Linked DNA regions of Homo sapiens: region 1 is linked to region 2. A link is a contact called in ENCODE POLR2A ChIA-PET data. All regions are on one chromosome and are shown on one strand. The core of a region is the stretch at or near the end of the contact, and the rest is flanking DNA. Distances in the headings are between cores, read along the strand shown. Region 1 overlaps KIF13A (kinesin family member 13A). Region 2 holds the start of CAP2 (cyclase associated actin cytoskeleton regulatory protein 2).

The links. ChIA-PET counts read pairs that join two places held with the same protein, here RNA polymerase II (POLR2A).
Region 1: POLR2A ChIA-PET joins it to region 2 with 19 read pairs in PC-9. The contact joins the enhancer-like site here to the promoter of CAP2 in region 2. POLR2A ChIA-PET finds 5 or more read pairs at or near these places in 3 of 52 experiments (HCT116, HEK293T and PC-9).

Annotation. Positions count from the first base shown.
Region 1 is chr6:17,969,525-17,973,986 of GRCh38, forward strand. All of the region lies in intron 2 of KIF13A (kinesin family member 13A), which reads right to left. Among named protein-coding and RNA genes, the nearest start is that of KIF13A, 16 kb to the right of the region's middle. Within about 2 kb of position 3,081, at least 7 of the 41 ENCODE cell types and tissues checked have a DNase peak (open chromatin) inside an H3K27ac peak, as active enhancers do.
Region 2 is chr6:17,391,043-17,395,455 of GRCh38, forward strand. CAP2 (cyclase associated actin cytoskeleton regulatory protein 2) reads left to right here and starts at 2,553. Exons shown (of 13, transcript NM_006366.3): 1 at 2,553-2,704.

The sequences.
Region 1 (4,462 bases), core at 1,831-4,330, 580 kb after region 2:
CACTGTGTTCAATAATATTAGGTTTCTATACTTTTATTTTTCTTCCTGAGGCAACTGACTTTATTATCCCCATACTTATGCTGGGGACTCTTGTTCCAGGGTTTACCATCCTGGAGAGGATGAACTTGAGGGCTTCTCTGTTAAAATTCAGAATAGAGAAATATTTTTACTTGCATATCTGGTTCTCTGGCATCCCTTACATGAATATATTTTACCCCAGAACTGTTTACTTGGGAAATCTTTTGGTTTTTGGCATTCATTTACTGACCCACTAAAATTTGGAAAATATATTTAGGATATTTAACAGAAGCATTCTAGTTTCCTTTGAATTTATTATTTTCTTTTAAAAAGTTTTAAAATATACCATACAAACCTAAATGCCTGTGTATTTACTTGTGTTTTCTTTTTTTTTTTTTGAGACGGAGTCTCGCTCTTTCACCCAGGCCGGAGTGCAGTGGCGCGATCTCGGCTCACTGAAAGCTCTGCCTCCCGGGTTCACGCCATTATCCTGCCTCAGCCCCGCAAGTAGCTGGGATTACAGGCGCCCGCCACCACGCCCGGCTAATTTTTTGTATTTTTAGTAGAGACAGGGTTTCACCGTGTTAGCTGGGATGGTCTCGATCTCCTGACCTCGTGATCCGCCCGCCTCAGCCTCCCAAAGTGCTGGGATTACAGGCGTGAGCCACCGCGCCCGGCCGTGTTTTCTTAAATAAGGGATTCATGCATGCTTTCTTAGAACAGTTTTTGATCCATTTATTCAATTTAAGTTTTTGTGTATAGAAATACATAAAAGCAGGCCGGGCATGGTGACTCATGCCTGTAATCCCAAAATTTTGGTAGGCCAAGGCGGTGGGGATCACTTGAGGCCAGGAGTTTGAGACTAGCCTGGTCAACATGGTGAAACCCTGTCTCTACTAAAAATACAAAAATTATATATATATATCAGGATGCTGAGAGAGGAGATCCAATGGCAGTGTGAAAGTAACTAGATTTCAGATCGCTTACATGCTTCCAGCAATTTGCCTGCTTCAATTACCAGGTAGTTTTCTTTTCTCTTTCCTTTTCTTTTCTCCCCTAACCCCCTTCTTTATTAATCTTAATGCAATATTTGACTTAAATATCTGCGTCCTGGATAGGCCTGGCCATGAGTGTTAATGACATGCACCTCCTTTTCCCTAATCCTCTTACTGAATTCTTTCTAGGGATGTTAGTGATAGGCTCAGATAGGAGTACTGAACAGACATAGGTTATAACCACTTAAAAGCCTTATATCCATTCACCTGAGCAGTTTGTCTCCAAAGAGCACACTCTTGGCTACAACACTTGATAGTGCTTTACAAAACTACTTATTTATACTCAACAGGTATCTATCAAAACAGTGCAAAAAGCAAATAAGAGATTTCCAAGGGAAAAGCTGCAGCTCAGAGACAAAGTAATTTACAACACTTTTACAAATTTCAATTTTATTTCGGCTTTTAAAAAGATTGGTGAGGTTATTTCAATACATCAAAATACAAAAACAAAGATGTAGGCTACCACTCAAAAAATTCAGTCTACATACAAATAACAGAGACTGGTCAATTTTTAAGGGAAAATATCCTTTAATGATTCTTAGTATGATCTGGCCTGAAGGACCCAAGATCCTCAGAACTCCAATAGCTGATGTACTATTAGACATCGCACACACCAGGGACACCTAACTGTACTTCACAGTTCAGAGTTCACATAGCTATGGTGGTATTTCCATCAATTTCCAGGAAAAGAGATAATTAATGTGATCACTTCACAAAATTAAATGTATCCAAGTTTTAAATTCTGAGATTATGTCCTTTCTCCTATTCTGGTGTTAAGCTGACCTCTATTTTATAATAAAATATTAAAATTTAGTAGCGGTTTGTTTTTTTCCTTTTTTTTTGACACAGGGTCTCACTCTGTCGCCCAGGCTGGAGTGCAGTGGTGTAATCATGGCTCACTGCAGCCTAGACCTTCTGCATTCAAGTGATCCTCCCATTTCAGCCCTGCAAGTAGCTGGGACTACAAGTGAGCACTACTACCACACCCAGCTAATTTTTCTATTTTTTGTAGAGATGGGGTTTTGTCATGTTGCCCAGGCTGGTCTCAAGCTCCTGGGCCCAAGCGATCCTCCCACCTCTGCCTCCCAAAGAATTGGGATTACAGGAGTGAGTCACCACGTCCGGCTTGCTCTTGTTTTAGTGTGATTACTCGGCATATTTAAAAGAGGCTGGGAACTCTCTGTTTATCCAAATTTTTATTTCTACTGTTTTTTAAAAATCCTTAAGTCTGAGAACCAATGAGCAAGGGCAGCTAACAGTCACTCTTGGAGGGAAAAAAACCAAAACTAGTTAAATAATAATCTAGCTAGAGAGCTTAAAAAAAATGTCCCTAGGATTACAGTAGACCAGCAATTTTTGAACACTATTTCCAATGCATAATTCATCATAAAAATGTAGACTAGGCTGTAATCCTAGAAAGAAGAATACTATTCCATCAAAGCCAACAATACTTCAAGGCTTCAAAAAACTTAAAGCGATATTACCATGCTAATGTTACCTATTTGTACTGTAACTCTTTGTAAGTCTAGATTCAAAAGGAGATGCTTAAAAGTGGATAAGGCTGCTCAAATTTAACACCGTTATCTTGATAAACCTTCCCCACTACTATCCTCCTTCCTCTTTATTCAAAACATTATCCTTGAAACAAGTAATTTTAAGGATCTTTCTCAATGTCATAATGTAACCATTCCCTGTTACAATTTGCATAGTGAATACTAAACTTTAATTAACTGTATGAATAGAAGTAGAGAGCAAAAAGGCAAAACAAAACCAAAAACAGTATTTCATTTAAAAACCTTACAAAGGTCCAATTACAACTGCAAGCTCAGCTATAAATCTTTACACATTCTCTCTTTAGCTGGGAAAATAGGTGGGCGCCAAAGGCATCAATTCTGAGGACTTGTTTTATTAAACCCTAGAACAGAATGTAAGTATGTTTAAAGGCTTGTTAATCTGTTCAACAAACTACATGTGGATTTATTGAATGTGGCCCTTCCAAAATCCGGGACAGATCTTTTCAACACTCGCAACAGATGCCTATGCAGTTCGTCGTTTTGCGCTTTCTGGTTTTCCTGAGGCTCCAGCTTGAGATACAGAAATATTTATGGTCATTTGTGGTGGGTGTGCAGTCTAGGGAGTGTCTCCCCAAGACAATACAAAGGGCCAACAGTAAAGAGCAAAGCTTCCCTTTCCTCAAAGGCTTCCTTCCTGTTCCTTGTCTTTGAGAGAGAGTGAGAAAAAAAAAAAAAAAAAAAAACAAGGCTCCAAACTTTTTCCCCTAAGGGAACTACAAACAGAGGTTTCCCTCAAGCCTCTTCTAACAGCAGCCAGTTCATCAAGCCCACAGACCAGACCCTGAAGAGCCCCATGGAATCAATAACCACTTTGCTTTTGAAAGAAAGGGGAAGAGGGCATAAACCAGAGACACAGACACACTAACCTGAGTTCATCCCACAGTGGAAGATAGGAAATATTGGAGATGAACTGGAGTTTGGTAGGGTTGCAGCAGAATCCTCAGAAACAAAACACGATGCCCAAGGAAGTTCTAAACCAACAATAAATGTCATTTCTCCACTCCCACACATATATACACTTGTTGCATAAAACAGCTGTATACCTTTAAGAACAGCTTAAAAATCACTGGATCCCACAAAGAACACAACTATATAAGATGACTACTAATTAAAAGATTCAAATCAGATGATTTTGTTATAATGTTCTGCAGACACAGGCAAAGGAGGTATGTAGAATGTCTGTAAGGAATCCAGGATTCTCAGCTAGCTGATAACGACTTCATGCTGCTGCTTTATTTCATTTGACACCTTCCATTCTCGTATCAGCTACTGCGTGCAAACCAAACCTCCCAAGAATGGTGACCCTGTCCTCTTCAGTTCACCTAACACCCTGGCCAAGAAGTAAATTAAAATGCAATGTATTTCAGCTCCTATAAATGTTACCTACTTACTCTATTTAACTCAACTCTCAAAGTACCGTTGGGATAAATCTGAACATTACAACTTAAAGAAAAAAAAAACCCTTACAGACTATCTAGTCCAGCCCTCAATTTTACAGATGAAGAAACCTAGCTGCAAAAGGATCAACAGCTATCTCAAAGAAGCAGACCAAGTCAGTGGCAGAATCAGATGGCACCCAGACGTCTCACAGTTCACTGTGCCATGCTGCTGCTCCATAGCCCAGATCGGAGCCTCTGCATGGATGTGGTCCCCATGGCTTTGCTAGAATTGTCACATCATTACAGGACTGGAAACAGGGAACTGGAGCCCACAACTCTCAAACCAGAAAGCTTAGAAAGAACCTGTGCCTTCTAACAAGTTGGTATCAGGTGAAGGATAGGCAAGTACTTTGCATTTAGATAAGTTAGGTAATTC
Region 2 (4,413 bases), core at 1,303-3,802:
TGTTGCAATTGGAGTGTAATCCATGGGGACAAACTCAGTACAGAGGAGGTGGCTCAGAATGCAAGGACAAGGGCACAAGGTGGAAGAAGAGACCAGAATACTTTTAGCAATGACAAGGAAGGAGACATCAACTCAAAAGAAATATGCAGGACAAAGGAGATGACGGGAGAAATTTTGAGGTAGAGGGGAGAAAAGTTGAAGGAGTAGAAGTTAACACAGTTATCAGCCTCCTTGTCTGGCACATCATGAGATCATGGGCTAAGGAGAAAGGCAGGTTTGGGCTGGAATCTCAAGGGGAACTGAAAAGATTTAGAAAAGCCCAGCTACTGTCCTCTTCTTTCCAATTCCACTATTTTCTGACCTAATCCTGTACAAGAAAATGTTATCAACAAATACGTAGTCAGTGATCTTCATGTGTCTGGCCTGAGAAAATAGCAATTAACCAAACAGACCTAATCCCCATTTTCCTGGAATGTATAGGTCCAATTGGAAAATATGGACAATAAGTATCAAAGAGTTGTGAGGAAGAAGTGTTCACTGGGGGCTAGCCCTTTTGGGGAGACATCATATAGCAGACAGATGCTATGACAGGGCTAGTTAAGGGAAGAGTTCAGGCTTCAAGTTGAGGCTCGTTACTTTCCCCTCCAGACTAGCTAGTTATTTCTTAGTGGATTTCCCTGCCTCCTATCTCTTTCCAGTCCTATATACCACCACCAAACTAACCATTGCTATCATGATTATGCTCAAAAATGGTCAATAGTCCCCCAGTGCCTACTACTTAGGCTTCAAACATTTTAGGCTGAGATTGAAGGCCTCTACCAGCCAGGGCCTAACCTTCCTTCCATACCTGGCTTCCACAGCCCTCCAATCCAGCTAAACTCACAGACTGTCCTTCATACATGCCATCCTTTATTACCTCTCCACTTTTGTCCCTGCCCATCATCTTGAGGGTTTTTCCTCCACAATCCACTCTTAATGTCTCATTTCCGCATGAAGACTCAACTTTCATGTCCATCAGAAAGTGTTCTCTAATCCCCAGTCTAGAAGCAACCTTCCTTTCTTCTGAACATCCATGGAAATTTGTTCATACTTCTTTTAGAATGTTTTTTACGACATTCCTAGAACTGTGGTTATTTTTATACTCTTCACATCTTCCTACTATATTATCAACCTAAAGACAGGATTTGTGGCTCATCCACTCTTAGACTCCATAATACTTTATACTCCAATAAAAAACAGATGTAGCTAAGGAAATACTGTGCTAATGTTTGTTGAAGTTAGTGCTAAAAAAAAGTCATATGAATGGATGCTTGGAACTTCCCTGTGATCCTGCACACATTGATTCTTATGGATATATATTTTTTCTGCATTTCTGGAACACAAATGTTCTAAATGCATACATACTTCATCCATCCATCCATTCATTCATTATTTAATACAAACATATTGAATGCCCGCCATATGCAAGGTATCCACAGGATAGGGAGGGTGCTGGCTCTGGCTTTATGCAATGTACGCACTCATTGATCAATGTTTATGTCATTTTGTTTCCCTTCTTTCCAGACAAAGGGAAGCAAAGACTCACTGCACCTCATTACTGTCAGCAGAGAGCAATGTGTAATTGGAATGACCTTTGTATAAGTGCTGACCTATGGGGTCAGAATAAGCCTTATAATGTACAGAACCAACTTATGTGCAATTTTAACATCGACAGAGAATATTGGCCTTTAAGAAATTCATCTCATATTTATTGTTTGGAGATTTTACTTTCAGAAGATATCAGTTACATTTCCCCTCTTTTTTTCTCTTTTCTGCAATTATTTTCCTGGCATTCATTCAATAAAGAGCTTCAAGTCACTTTTTTAGACTGAAATAAACTTTGATGAAAATTGAAAATCAATGCTTTCCTTCTAATGACGTTAAGAGAAAAGCCTCCAATTTTGCAATTATAATCAATATATAAAGGGGAAGTGGCCACAAATATGCTGCACATCTTAAGAAGCCAAGTGGGTTTGGTTACTTTAATTTTTAAATAATCAGGACATTTAAAAAGTTGCTGTTTATAAAATACTTTTTAAAAATGTCATCACACGCACTATGAGTGCACTCAGTCTTGATGTCTCGCTAAAGCATTAGCTGTCTAGCTCCTTCTCCTCCCAGAGCCTTTATCCTCATATTGGGTCTGGGGACACACATGCCGTCTCTTGATTCCTAAGGATCCATTACCCATTTCTCTGCACAGATCTTCGGGTATCCAACCTATCTGTGCCTCCTTCAGCCAGGAGCCTCCGGATCTTTCCAGACTTCTTTGCAATACTGCCTCATGCACTGAATCCATTTCTCGCATAGCCTGGCGCTTGGCAGGCAGGCTGGCGTTCCCTGGCTCTGCCTTCCCCATCTCCCTGTCTTTTCTCCCACGGCCCATCTGCCCCTCCTTTCCTCCACCCCCTTCTCCTCTCTGCTCCCCTTTATTTCCACTCCCCACCCGCGTGGCTTTGCTCTCCCTCTCCCCCCTCAGCTCGTCTGTATTTGGAGCTCCGGAAGCTGCCGGCGACTCTCCCCTGGAGCAGCGTGACTGACACCGGCTCCTATTCAGCTGGGAGGAGGGAGAGGGGAGGAGAAGGGGAGGGCCGCGGGAGGAGGGTACGAGTGGCCGACCACGGATTTGCATTGCCGAGGACGGGACCCCAGGGCAGCGAAGCAGGTAATCCTGCAGCGGTCGGGGCCCGGCGAGGCGGGGAGGGGTCGGGGTGCAGGTGCGGGGGGCGCCTGGCGGCGGGCGCTGGCAAGTTGAGCCCGATGGGTGGGGTAGGGAAGCGGCCGGGACGCTGCGGCTGTGGCAGCAGCGCGAGGGGAATAAAGGCGGCGCGGGCGCGGGGGCCGGGGCGCGGCGACCCGGGCGCGGGGCGCGGGCGCGGGCGGACTCCCATCTGGGTCAGCGGAGCGGCGCGCCCTGCCCCCGCCTCCCCAGCTCCGGCGTCCTGGCCGCTCGGAAGGCGGGGTGCGGGCAGGAGCTGCCCGGGGTTGGCGGGCGGCCGCGGCCTCCCCACCCCAGCGCCGCCGCCCGCCCGGCCGCTCTAACTTTGGGGGGTCTCGTCCACCGGGCTGTGAGTCTTCCAGGGGGGTGGGGGTGGGAGTCATTGCGCCGGCTCTGACCAGAGCCACCTCGATCAGAAAGTGCTGGAAAGAAACAGACCTGGCTTCCCCTCTGCAGAACCTGACTTGAGGCGATGAGTCACTTCTAAAAAATGCAGAGGCAACTGAGACTGGGGGAACGGCTCGGAAAAACGGCACCCGCCGCTGGCTCTCTGACTGCTTTGGGTAGAGGGGTGTTCGTGGAAGTAGCCGCCGTATCATCACTTTTAGGGCCAAAAATCAACCTGCAGATGGCCTTTTCTTTATTCTCATCAGAGTGGTGTTCGCTGCAAGTTGTAGCAATATTTGAATGGATGCATTCTTAAAAATGAGTATGTATGGGTGACTGCATTTAGGAAGTTGAACCGGGACTAGGTCCAAACAGCCAGAGTGGAGATGAACACTTGGTAAAAACATCTAGGACCTTTGGTTTTATAGTTATGGAAATGCAGAAGCTTCTGGGACTTGAGCACTGTAGTTTACTGAGTACTCCTATTTCCTTACTGCTTCTGTAGATTTCATTGAAGCTATGTTCCTTAGAATTCTTGGTAAACTATCTAAGCCCACTTAGTGTAAAATTACAACGGTAGAGTGAACTTTAGAGAATTGGATTTATAGTTACTAGAGTCTAATTAGACTGCAAGCCTCTTGAAAGCAAGGATGGGTTGTTTGGTAGTTCCTACGGCACCAAACAGTATTTGGCTCACAGCATGTAATGGATAGACAATAAAAGTGTGTGAAATAGTTAATTCAGTACCTTAAGTGTAGATGGAGCATGACTTCTTGAATATACTGCATATTTTGCAAGGAAAGGCGACTTCTCCATGAATCCCGAAATTTAAAAAATTCTTAATAACATTACAATCAAAGTGTCATATAAATACTTCTTAAGGATAAAGAGAAAAAGAAGTTGACTATGAGAAATCAGGAAGGTGATTATCAAGGTGGTCTTTGCTAGTAGGAAGTAAGTTTTTGTTCCCCATCGTTAATGTGAGAAGTAATTTAATTTGTTGATACAGGGTAGGGTTTGGTAAACCTTTGAGTTAAGAGCTAGATAGTAAACATGTAGGTTTTGCAGGCCATATGGTCTCCTTAGCAACTACTCAGTTCCACAGTTATAGTTTGAAAGCAGCTAAAGACAATACCTAAAGGAATGGTATGTTTGTGTTTTACTTTATTTACAGACATTGAACCTTGAACTTTTCACCAGTAACAAAATATTCTTCTGTTTTTTTCCAGGCATTAAAAAATGTAAAAACTATTCTTAGCTTGAGGGAG